Regions from separate parts of the Homo sapiens genome. Here region 1 is linked to region 2. A link is a contact called in ENCODE Hi-C or POLR2A ChIA-PET data. All regions are on one chromosome and are shown on one strand. The core of a region is the stretch at or near the end of the contact, and the rest is flanking DNA. Distances in the headings are between cores, read along the strand shown. Region 1 has its middle 30 kb from the start of UBE2G1. Region 2 holds the start of P2RX1 (purinergic receptor P2X 1).

Region 1 (5,838 bases), core at 2,562-5,061, 480 kb before region 2:
TTCTCATAGTTCTGGAGGCTGGGAAGTCCAAGATTAAGGTGGTGGCATCTGGTGTGGGCCTTCTTGCTGTGTCTTCACATGGCAGAAAGCAGAAGTCAAGCAGGGACAAATGCTGTGTTCTCACATGTCAGAAGAGTGAAAGGACAGAACCCACTTCTGTGAGCCCTTTTAATGGCAGCATTTATGTATTCATGAGGGCAGAGCTCTCATGACCTAAACACCTCCCACTAGGCCCTACCTCCCAACACTGTTGCATTGAGGATTAAGTTTCCAATTCACCAGGTGTGGTGGCTCATGCCTGTAATCCCAACACTTTGGGAGGCCGAGGTGGGCAGATCACATGAGGTCAGGAGTTCAAGACCAGCCTAGCCAACATGGTGAAACCCTGTCTGTACTAAAAATACAAAAATTAGCCAGGCATGGTGGCAGGCACCTATAATCCCAGCTACTTGGGAGGCTGAGACAGGAGAATCTCTTGAACCCGGGAGGCAGAGGTTGCAGTGAGCCAAGATCACACCATTGCACTCTAGCCTGGATGACAAGAGTAAAACTCCATCTCAAAAACAAAAACAAAAAAGTTTCCAATTCATGAATTTTGGGGAACACACTCAGACCATAGCAAATATACTACAATTTATTTATCAATTATCCTATTTCCAGTTTAGAGCTATTAAACAAAACTGCTGCAAACAGGCTGGGCACAGTGGCTCACGCCTGTAGTCCCAGCACTTTGGGAGGCCGAATTGGGTGGATCACTTGTGGTCAGGAGTTCGAGACAGGCCTGACCAACATGGTGAAACCCTGTCTCTACTAAAAATAAAAAAAAAATTAGCCGAGCATGGTGATGCACGTCTGTAATCCCAGCTACTCGGGAGGGCTGAGGCAGGAGAATCACTTGAACCCGGGAGGTGGAGGTTGCAGTAAGCTGAGATTGCACCATTGCACTCCAGCCTGGGCAATAAGAGCAAAAACTATGTCACAAAAACAAACAAACAAACAAAAAACTCTGGTCTTTGCACAGCCAGCTTTGCGTGAATTACTCTTTCTCCGTTGCAATTCCCCTGTCTTGATGAATCGGCTGTCTAGGCAGCGGGCAAGGTGATCCCCTTGGGCAGTTATACAACCAGCTTTCCATTTTGCAAACAGTCTAATGATCTTTACTTAGATTTTAAAAATCCTGTTTGACAATGATTATCTAATATATTTTTTTCATATCAAATGTTTCTATCCAGTGGGAATCTCTGAACTGGATTTTTCCAACATTATCTCCCTTTGCAGCAAATTTGAAATAAAAAATTTTAATCTGTGGTCATATAAGTACATCTTCTCACGTCCTCTCTTCCCACCACCTCTGACACATACCTACACTTTGATGATTATTATTATTATTTTATTTATTTATTTTGAGATGGAGTGTCTGCTCTTGTTGCCCAGGCTGGAGTGCAGTGATGCAATCTTGGCTCACTGCAACCTTCACCTCTCCGGTTCAAGCGATTTTCCTGCCTCAGCCTCCCGAGTAGCTGGGATTACAGGCACCAGCCACCATACCCAGCTAATTTTTGTATTTTAGTAGAGATGGGGTTTCACCATGTGGGCCAGGCTGGTCTTGAACTCCTGACCTCAAGTGATCCACCCGCCTCAGCCTCCCAAAGTGCTGGGATTACAGGCGTGAGCCACCTGCCCATCCAGAACTACAATTTTAGAGAGAGCCACTCACAAGAGAAAATTGGGCAAGGAAAAAAAACTAAAATTTTCAATGAAGAAACTAGAGGGTAGGGGTGGGGAGGCATATCCACAGCCTCATCTTTTTTTTAAATATTTCTGAAAGATCCCCCAAGGTTCCTTTAACAGTTTCCTGGCACTCCTTAAACCCTGATGGCCTAAGGCCGGGTGTGGTGGCTCATGCCTGTAAGCACACCTTGGGAGGCCGAGGTGGCAGATGACCTGAGGTCAGAAGTTCGAGACCATCCTGACCAATATGGTGAAACCCCGTCTCTACTAAAAATAAAAAATTAGCTGGGTGTGGTGGCAGGTGTCTGTAATCCCAGCTACTCAAGAGGCTGAGGCAGGAGAATCGCTTGAACCCGGGAGGTGGAGGTTGCAGTGAGGTGAGATCGTGCCACTGCACTCCAGCCTGGGAGACAGAGTGAAACCCTGTCTCAAAAAAAAAAAAAAAAAGAAAGAAAAAGAAAAAGGAAGAAAAGAAAAGAAAAATGGCTGGGCACGGTGGCTCACGCCTGTAATCCCAGCACTTTGGGAGGCCGAGGCGGGCGGATCACAAGATCAGGAGTTCGAGACCATCCTGGCTAACACGGTGAAACCCCATCTCTACTAAAAACACACACACACAAAAAAAATTAGCCGGGCATGGTGGCACGCACCTGTAGTCCCAGCTACTCAGGAGGCTGAGGCAAGAGAATCGCTTGAACCCGGGAAGTGGAGGTTGCAGTGAGCCAAGATCACGCCATTGCACTCCAGCCTGGGCAACAGAGCGAGACTCTGTCTCAAAAAACAAAAACAAAACCTGGTGGCCTAAAGGGCACCCCACCTCCTCCCGCCCCCTGCCCCACATGGCACGTAAAAAGGGGAAGAAAAACTCAAAAGCCCAAGTAGTCAGCAGTCTCTGCCAATGGCAGATCAAAACAGCAGTAAAAGATCTGCAACCAAACGAGATTTGATTTACATAAGTCTCATTTTGATCATATTTTCTCCAGCGTCTTACCCCACCCTGGACTCCCCCGGCAGGTGTCCCAAGCCCCTCCCCTCCAGTTTACTCCTAACCCATCTTGAGGGCCTGGGCTCCCAGTTCCCTCCCTCAAAGGATCCGTCGTCTTTCAGACCCTCCCTGAGAGCAGAGACTGGTTTACACCGCCTGGAATCCAGTCCAGCAGGTGGTGTCAGGAACTGTAACCGATGGCATGTTCGCCAACACTGGGGTCCTGCAGGCAGAGCTGGAACTGGCCACTGGGACCCAAGCCCTCTGTGCGCTGCCCAGACCCACGCTCAGAGCCTGTGACTTCAGGACCCTCATCTAGAAGCTCCTGGAAGTTGGCCCAGAAGGATCTGCCCAGCACCCACCCACCCACCCCAGCCATGTCCAGTGGGAGCACAGGAAACGTCCCAGGGTCTGCAGAGGGATCCTACAGACCATTCTCTCTCCCATCTGCCTTCTTTTTTTGTTTGTTTGTTTTGTTTTGTTTTTTGAGACGGAGTCTCGCTCTTGTTGCCCAGGCTGGAGTGCAGTGGCGCGATCTCAGCTCACTGCAACCTCCGCCTCCCGGATTGCAGCGATTCTCCTGCCTCAGCTCCCGAGTAGCTGAGATTACAGGCATGTGCCACCACACCCGGCTAATTTTTTGTACTTTTAGTAGAGATGGGGTTTCACCATGTTGGCCAGGCTGAGCTCCTAACCTCAGGTGATCCACTTGCCTCGGCCTCCCAAAGTGCTGGGATTACAGGCGTGAACCACCGCCCCGGCCTCCTTGTGCCTTCTTTGTCATTGTAATTAACTGCTGGGGATACCTTTTGTTAACGGTAGAAAGTTATGCAAATGACCGAAACTGGTATTGTTATTACTAAGAGGCGCTGGGTTTCAAAATCACTTTGAATATTCTAGCACCGAATCTTGTCTGTCCTGTGCCTGGGGGCCTGCACACACTGTCTTTTTCCTCCTTTGTGAACGGCAGGGTTGAGGCCTTCCTGTTCGAGAAGTGGGTGGTTTGCCAAGCTACCTGGGGTGTACATAGAACTTGAACTTTGGAGTCAGACTGGCAAAGGCTGGCTGCTTCCCCTGCGCCTTGGTTACCGTTTGTCCTTACACAAGTCACTTGGCTTCTTGGAGTCTCAGTTTTGTCATCTGTGGAAGAGGAGTGAACACCCTCCTTAGAGACAGCTGCCACGGTGACCATCTGCGAGCTGATGGAGGTAGAGTTCCTGGTGCCCTTTAGGGTGGCAGTTGTGTCGGTACTCCCGAGGACCAGGACCAGGTGGCCGTGGCTGTCTGGAACTGCTACGGAAGAACGGGCAAGGCTGCCAGATTTCGCAAATAAAAATACATGCACACGGTTAAATTTGAATTTCAAATAAGCAGCTAAATTTTGTTGTATAATTATATCCCATGCAGTATTTGGAATATACTTATACTGAAAAATTAGTCGGGCGTGATGGCTCACGCCTGTAATCCCAGCACTTTGGGAGCCCAAGGCGGGCAGATCACCTGAGGCCAGGAGTTCGAGACCAGCCTGGCAAACATGGCAAAATCCTATCTCTACTAAAAATACCAAAATTGACCGGTGTGGTGCTGCACATCTGTACTGCCACCTACTTGGGAGGCTGAGGAACGAGAATTGCTTGAACCCGGGAGGCAGAGGTTGCAGTGAGCCTCAATCGTGCCACTGCACTCCAGCCTGGGCAACAGAGCGAGACTCTGTTTCTAATAACAATAATAATAATAATAATTCCTTATCTGAAATTAAATTTAACTAAGTGTCCTTTTTCTCTTTCTTTCTTTTTTTCTTTTTGAGACAGGGTTTTACCCTGTCACCCAGGCTAGAGTGCAGTGGTGTAATCATGGTTCACTGCAGCCTCGACCTCCTGGGGTCAGGTGATCCTCCCACCTCAGCCTCCCAAGTAGGTAGGACTACAGGTGCAAGCCACCATTCCCAGCTACTTGTTGCTTTTTTAAAAATTTTTGGTACAGATGGGGTTTCGCCGTGTTGTCCAGGCTGGTAACTGAGTGTTACTGTATTTTATCTGGCTATCCTAAGAAAAGAGGTTAAAGTGCTTAGAATGGGGGTTCTTGCTGCCCCTGAGAGATATCTTCATTTGGGATTGGCAACTGTGGGAGAGAGAGGGCAAGAGCCACTGGAATAAACATGGGCCAGGGAGGCTGAGGCAGGAGAATCCTTTGAACCTGAGAGGCGGAGGTTACAGTGAGCTGAGATTGCGCTACTGCACTCCAGCCTGGGTGTCAGTGTGAGACTCTGTCTCAAAGAAAGAAAGAAAGAAAGAAAGAGAAAGAGAGAGAGAGAGAGACAGAGAGAGAGAAAGAAAGAAAAAAGGAAGGAAGGAAGGAAGGCAGGAAGGAAGGAAGGAAGGAAGGAAGGAAGGAAGGAAGGAAGGAAGGAAGGAAGGAAAGAAGGAAGGAAGGAAGGAAGATGGGCCAAAGGAGGAGAAGGATCTAGAATACCAAGGCCTGGAGAGGGCAATGACCTCCTGGCCTGGTTCACTACCTGCTGATCTCAAGCCAGCAGCAAACACACTCTGGAAGCCTGGATGGGGGCTAGGCTTAGCTGGACCCAGCTCTCCAGCCTCCAGCCTACATACTACCCCCTCCATCAGTCAGGAGCCCGCTCCCCAACCCATCCATCCCTGAGCCAAGAGACAGCATGGAAGGAGCTACACCAAGGTGGGAAACCTGGAGCAAAGCTAGCTCTGTGTTAATTAGCCTCCAAGGAACCAGATTACAGGAAGCCAGGAGCAGGACACACCCCAGAGGTAGTTTAACTTGCTGTGGCCAGACTGGCCACATTCACATCCTGGGTTGGACATGTGACTACCCCATTCCTTTAGCCTCTGGGAGGACATTCATCTAACAAACATTTCTTCATGTCCTTTGTCCATCCCACAAACAACCTCCAACTCACCCACCATCCAACTCTCCCTGCTCCCGGGGGTCACCTGTCTGCTTCTCTCCCTCGGTTCTATCTCACCCCATTGTCCCCAGTGGGGCCACCTCTGAGGATCTCTGGGTCCATCCGGCTGCTCGGCTCACTCATTTTCACTCTCCCCACCTGCTGCAGCCTCCTCCCCACTCCCCATCGGTTCCAGCTCAGTTCC
Region 2 (5,841 bases), core at 58-2,557:
CTGGATTTTCTTTAGAAAAGCCCATGACACCCACTGGATTAGCAGAAACTCCGCGAGGGGTGAGGCTGATCTACTTGACAAGGAGAGACTGACCTGGGTGCTGGAAGGGGCCATGGGCAGCCCTCTGTGGGTGACCCCCATTCAGACAGGCTGCCGGGATTCCCAGCCCCAGGGCCTGGCTCCCTGCCCAGAGCACTTCCAGCTCATGGCTCGCCAGCAAGAAGACTCCTTATCAGCCTTAAGGGTGGGGCGGCTCCGACGACAGGGCCGTGGGGGCTCGCCAGGGAGGCCCCTGCTTCCAGCTTGAACCTCCAGTACCACCCCGGGTGAGCTTGGGCAACTCATTTCTCTTCTCTGAGCTTGGTTTTCTCATCTTCAAAACGAGGGGTGGGGCTGGGGAGGCCTCCAGCTCTGAGGAGCCAACGTGGGACCCTCTGCCCACCCCAAACCCCTGTGTTCAGGGCCCGAGCTGGGGGTGGGAAGGGAAGGCAGGGACTGCAGAGGTGCTGTGCCCCAGACTCAATGGTGGCCTCCAGTTCTCTGTCCCGTGTTGCTGAGACCCATCCCCTGTGAGCCTCGACCTAGAAGGAACAGCCCTTATTACCCCAATTTACAGATGAGGAAGCAGGCTCGGAGAGGCAAGGTGACACCCAGCCCCCACAGCCAAGAAGTGGCAGAGCCAGGGATCTCCGAGGTCAGGCTCTCTCGGCTGGTCTTGGGCCCCCCATGGCACTGGTGACGGATGTGGTGCTGGTCTTGGCTGGGCACCTGCCACCTCTCTCCCTCTGATGGTGGCCCCGGCAGGACAGACAGTGGGAGAGGAGAGCTGGGGGATAGAGATGCCAGCTCAGCACCGAGGTTGACCGGGCACAGGCCAGGCTGGAACTCAGAGCCTCCTTCCTCTCTGCCTTGCTCGCTGCAGACCCCCAGGGACGAAGCAGCCAACCCTGGTGGGGGAGGGTGGAGGGTGGTGGATGGGGCTGGGGATGGAGGTCTCATTTTGGCAGTGGAGGGGAGTCGCGGGGAGTCCCCTAATCTGAGGAGACTCCAGCTTCCCCCAGGCCCTGGCCAGAGCTCCATCTTGCCAGGTTTTGGGGGGAGGATAACTTGAGGAGTCGACTGAGAGCTTTATCTTTGCCCCTGTGACGGGTGGCCTGTGGTTTCCTGCCAACAACTCCTGTTTCCGGAGGCCCAACAAGGCCCACGCAGAGCCAGGAGGGGCAGTGGGGCTGGGCCTGGGTGGCCCCACCAGCCCCGCCCCATCTATCTTTGGGAATTTATTTGTCCATGGGCGAGGCTGGCCTGCAGTCTGTTGCCTTCCAGGGGCCAAGAGCTGCTCTGATCACCCAGGGATTCTCTCTCCAACCCAAGTGCCTCCAGCTGACCTCTGGCTCCTGTCCTCTGGCTCCACCTGCACCGCCCTGCTCTTCCTAAGGGGCCAGGAAGCCCCCAGAAGCTCTACCATCGACGTGGGTGGTGGCACCCGGCTCACCCTGAGAGCAGAGGCCGTGCAGGGGGCTCAGTTCTGAGCCCCAGCCGGCCCACCATGGCACGGCGGTTCCAGGAGGAGCTGGCCGCCTTCCTCTTCGAGTATGACACCCCCCGCATGGTGCTGGTGCGTAATAAGAAGGTGGGCGTTATCTTCCGACTGATCCAGCTGGTGGTCCTGGTCTACGTCATCGGGTGAGTCCGGGCGCCTCCCGCTGCCTGCACCAGCCCCTACCCCGGGCCTGTCCTCCAGACTCTGACATCCCTTGCGTGACACCAGCGAGCCCCTCTTCCTCTCCATCCAGGGGAAGGCCTTCCTGGCAAGCCACTGTGCGAGAATAGAAAATCCTGCCAACTCGCTGTTGAGATGGGGACGAGGCCGGAGGGGAAGCCCTGCCCGGGGGCCTTCGGTGAACAGGAGGCAGAGTCTCTGGGTTCTGAGGAGCCGGCTCAGTGTTATGGTTCCTTTGAGTGGTTAGTGGTGTTCAGGGCCAGGGCACCACCAACCACAGCCACTGAGTCCTCGACCTCTGACCGCCTGCCAAACCAGGCCGCCACTGACACACAGAGGCCATACCCCACACCCGTCACCCCATATGACAAGTTAGAGAGAGACAGACTCTGCTGCCAGCTTCCCTGCCTGAGCAAGGGACATCCAGGGACGTTTGAGGCCCCCGGAGCAGAGAAACTCTCACATTCTGAATACCTGGTGCCTTCATGTTGGCATGTCAGGCGGAGGACAGAGATTGGTTCTGGTCCCAGGGATGATAGTTCCTTTCTGGGCATCTCCGGACCTGTCCCACCGGGCTGGGAGTGCAGAATCAGAGGCAGCGTGGGACGCTCCTGCAGTATGGTTGTCTCGGGAGCCAAGACAGGCCTGGCAGAGGCTGGCACACTTGTGAGTGTGCATATGGAGCTCTGTGCCTATATGTGTCTGGGTGTGTGTCCCTGGTGCTGAGTGCCCACATGTGGGTACCCTTATGTGTACATATGGCTGTGCCCATGTCTGCCCTGTGGCCAAGTGTCTGGGTGGCCAGTGTGTGTCCCCTGTGTGTGGTGCATCTTGTCCACTCACAGTGACTCTGCAGAGGTCTCCTGGAGGCCCCAGGGCCACTGGAGGGGGCTCAGCCCCTGCTGGGGTCCTAGGGGTGCCCAGTAGCCCCTGCCTGCCTTTGCCGTGTGATTCTGAGAGCTCTACCCTCCCCATTTTTACCATGGTTCCGAACCAGAACTGCTAAATGGAGTCCAGGGCAGGCTGACCCAGGGCCCAAACAAGGACCATGAAGTCCTAGTCCCCCGGAAACTTCTGGCGTCCAAAAGAGCCCTCCTTCTGTCCCACCAGTCCCCAGAACCTCAGAGCCGGCCAGGTGGACCCAGGGCCAGACCCCAGCCTTGACCTCTCCTCTCTCTTGTTCAGAAACTAATTTGACATCTGTGATGTCTGAGCTTGTGAGGGAAACTGAGGCCCAGAGAGGGGCAGTGGGGTTTCCAGGTCCACAGCAAGTCAGCAGCAAACCCAGGGTTGCAGCTGAGCCCTCCTGACCCCCAGGCCTCTGCTGTGCCTTCTCCTTCCTCACCATCACAAGGGGCTGTGGATCCTTTCTACTGGGCACTGATGGTGGGATGCCAGGTACAGGACGGGCCGGAAGTCCACCCTTAGTATCACTCCTGACCGTCCCTGGGAGAGGCTGTCTGCGCAGGCCCAGCCTACCCTTGCTGGAAGAGGCTGGGGGAAGGCTGTCCTCTCTCTGCCCCTGCGGCTCCCTAGTTCTGCTTTCAGATCTGCAGGTGTGAGGGGCACCAGGTCCCTCCTCTGTGTGTGTCACAGGCTGTCAGCGTTGGAGGGACCCACCCATTCCCAGCCGTAGCCTATGCCCCAAGCTGCTGCCCAGCCGGGAACCTATACCTCCAGTGACGGGGACCTCACTACCGTCCTCCTGCCTGTCTTCCCTCCCAAGACTGTCTAATCAGTTTCCAAATGGATGTGGCCCTTCTCGGTGTCTGTGGGGCTCAGGACCACAGGGATTAGCCAGGATCTCACAGCTTAGTAAGAGACTAACCAGGATTTGAACCCACCTGCATGGCTCCAAAGTCAGCCTTGATATTCTGGAAAGGCAACCTCCTCAGAGAGAGGGCACTGGCCTGCCCACGTCACACAGCAGAGGGTGGAAGGAAGGCAGAGTCCGTCATCACCAGCAACCCCCAGGGCTGCAGGCCCAGGCTTCCAGCTCCTGCTCAGGCTGTGGTGCCTGCTGTCTCTTGCGCCCTCGTCTGGCCACTGCTCAGTACTGCACTGACCTCTCAGCCAGGAACCCACAGCGGCAAACCGAACCCCTGACCCAGCCTGGACTTGGTCTTGGCATCTCCGGACTCAGCTTCCTAACCGGCCCGTGGGGCACGGGTTGCAGGGGACCACCCCCCCCAAGAGTGCACTCAGCTCAGCACTTTGCTGTTTCCTGAGGAGGGCTTTGCTTTCATGTCTGATCCTGTGGGCACTGCCAGGGGATGGAAAGGAGCATGAGAGAAGAGCCAGGCCCCCGTGTCCCAGACACAGGGCAAAGCCTGGGTGGGGGATGGGTGGACACAGAGACAGACCTGGACAGAGGGACAAACGCCAGAGCACAACTCAGACGAAGGGTGGGAGGTCCCGAGACTCAGAGATGGACAGAGTTACTGAGGCTGAGCAGGGAGGCTGAGAAGCCAAGAACACAGACTCAGGAGGAAAACCGAGGCCATGGTCTCCGCCAGTCATGCTCCTCCAGGAGATCCTGGGCAAGTGCAGGCAGTGAGTGGGCCTGAGACCAGAAGGCTGAGCTGAGCTGACCCTCTCAGATCCAGTTAAGATGGTCTCAGTTAAGGCTGGGCACAGTGGCTCATGCCTGTCATCCCAACACTTTGGGAGGCTGAGGTGGGAGGATCACCTGAGGTCAGGAGTTTGAGATCAGCCTGGCCAACATGGTGAAACCCCGTCTCTACTAAAAATAGAAAAAATTAGCTGGGTGTGGTGGTGCACGCCTGTAATCCCAGCTACTTGGGAGGCTGAGGCAGCAGAATCACTTGAACCCTGGAGGCAGAGTGGAGCTGAGATTGCCCCATTGCACTCCAGCCTGAGTGACAGAGTGAGACTCCATCTCAAAAAAAAAAAAAAAAAGATGGTCTCAGTTAGAGCTCTCCCCGAAGAGCTGATGAGCTCTCTGTCCCTGGTGGTGTACAGGCAGTGGGGAGGAAGCCAGGGAGGCCTTCCTGGAGGAGGTGACACACTGATGGAACCAGCCATAAGCAAAGACCTGGGGGCTGTGGGCTGGGCTGGCCTGCTCTCAGCTTTCTCTCCAGTCCCTCTGGGTCTCTTCTCAACTAAGTCCTCACTCATCCCCTGCGCCTCCACACAGACCTCTTGAAATCACATGTTCTGAGATCTCCAAGTGGAGATCAGAGTGCACCAATCAGGGAGAAGGATGGATAGAAATTATTGGGGGGAGAAACACATCCAGGGACCGTTTCTGCAGCATCTTCTCCATGCCTGGTGCTGTGCCGGGGAACAGAGGTGGGACATGGAATGGAGAGAGGGAGAGGGAGGAACTGAGGGTGAATTAGCCAGACTCCTTTGGTTCCTGTGAGAAAAGTCTAATCAAACAGATTTAAAAGGAAGGGTGGGCCGGGTGCGTTGGCTCACGCCTGTAATCCCAGCACTCTGGGAGGCTAAGGCGGGTGGATCACTTGAGGTCAGGAGTTTGAGACCAGCCTAGCCAACATGGTGAAAACCCATCTCTACTAAAAATACAAAAATTAGCTGGGTGTGGTGGCGCACGCCTGTAATCCCAGCTACTCGGGAGGCTGAAGCAGGAGAATCGATTGAACTTGGGGGGCGGAGATGGCAGTGAGCCGAGATCGCACCACTGCACTCCAGCCTGGGCAACAGGGTGAGACTCCGTCTCAAAAAAAAAAATAAAAAAACAAACAAATAAATGAATATATAAATAAAAGGAAAGGTGGGGGTATCCGGTGGTTTATGTAACTGAAAAATCAGTGTGGGTTTCAGGCCCGGCTGGATCCTCCAGGATGAAGACACAGGAGGAGTAAGGTTTAGAGGGGAGAGGGGATGAGGAATTCCTGCGGGTCCAGTCTTGGTTCTCAAAAGAAGCTGCCCATGACCTATCTCCCTTTCCTGGCTCTTCTTTCCTCTGTGGAGGCTTCATTCTCAGGCAAGTTCTCTGTCTTCACAGTGGTGAAACGGCCACCAGCAGCTCCAAGCTAACATCTCACCAGTTTAGCCACTCCCGAGGCACAAGAGTGGCTCCTTCTCCAGAGCTCCAGCAAAAGTCTCAGGTTCAATTCTTATTGGCCGGGGTCGGG

Evidence for each region. Hi-C counts contacts between places; a loop is a spot of excess contacts on that map. ChIA-PET counts read pairs that join two places held with the same protein, here RNA polymerase II (POLR2A). Pooled maps may share reads with other maps.
Region 1: a map with no recorded cell type shows a loop between it and region 2 (4-fold over the local background). The contact joins the enhancer-like site here to the promoter of P2RX1 in region 2. A Hi-C loop is called at or near these places in 10 of 37 single-sample maps with no recorded cell type and 5 of 50 pooled maps. POLR2A ChIA-PET finds 5 or more read pairs at or near these places in 1 of 52 experiments (OCI-LY7).

The regions. Positions count from the first base shown.
Region 1 is chr17:4,394,089-4,399,926 of GRCh38, reverse strand. No RefSeq gene overlaps it. Among named protein-coding and RNA genes, the nearest start is that of UBE2G1, 30 kb to the right of the region's middle. RefSeq lists enhancers at 2,693-3,462, 3,800-3,879, 3,463-4,233. Within about 2 kb of position 3,811, at least 6 of the 41 ENCODE cell types and tissues checked have a DNase peak (open chromatin) inside an H3K27ac peak, as active enhancers do; they include OCI-LY7, where a contact is called at or near this core.
Region 2 is chr17:3,911,931-3,917,771 of GRCh38, reverse strand. It overlaps P2RX1 (purinergic receptor P2X 1), which reads left to right and starts at 1,307. Exons shown (of 12, transcript NM_002558.4): 1 at 1,307-1,683. The coding sequence starts at 1,547. RefSeq lists enhancers at 2,134-2,203, 2,926-2,995, 3,106-3,185, 3,416-3,485, 3,556-3,615.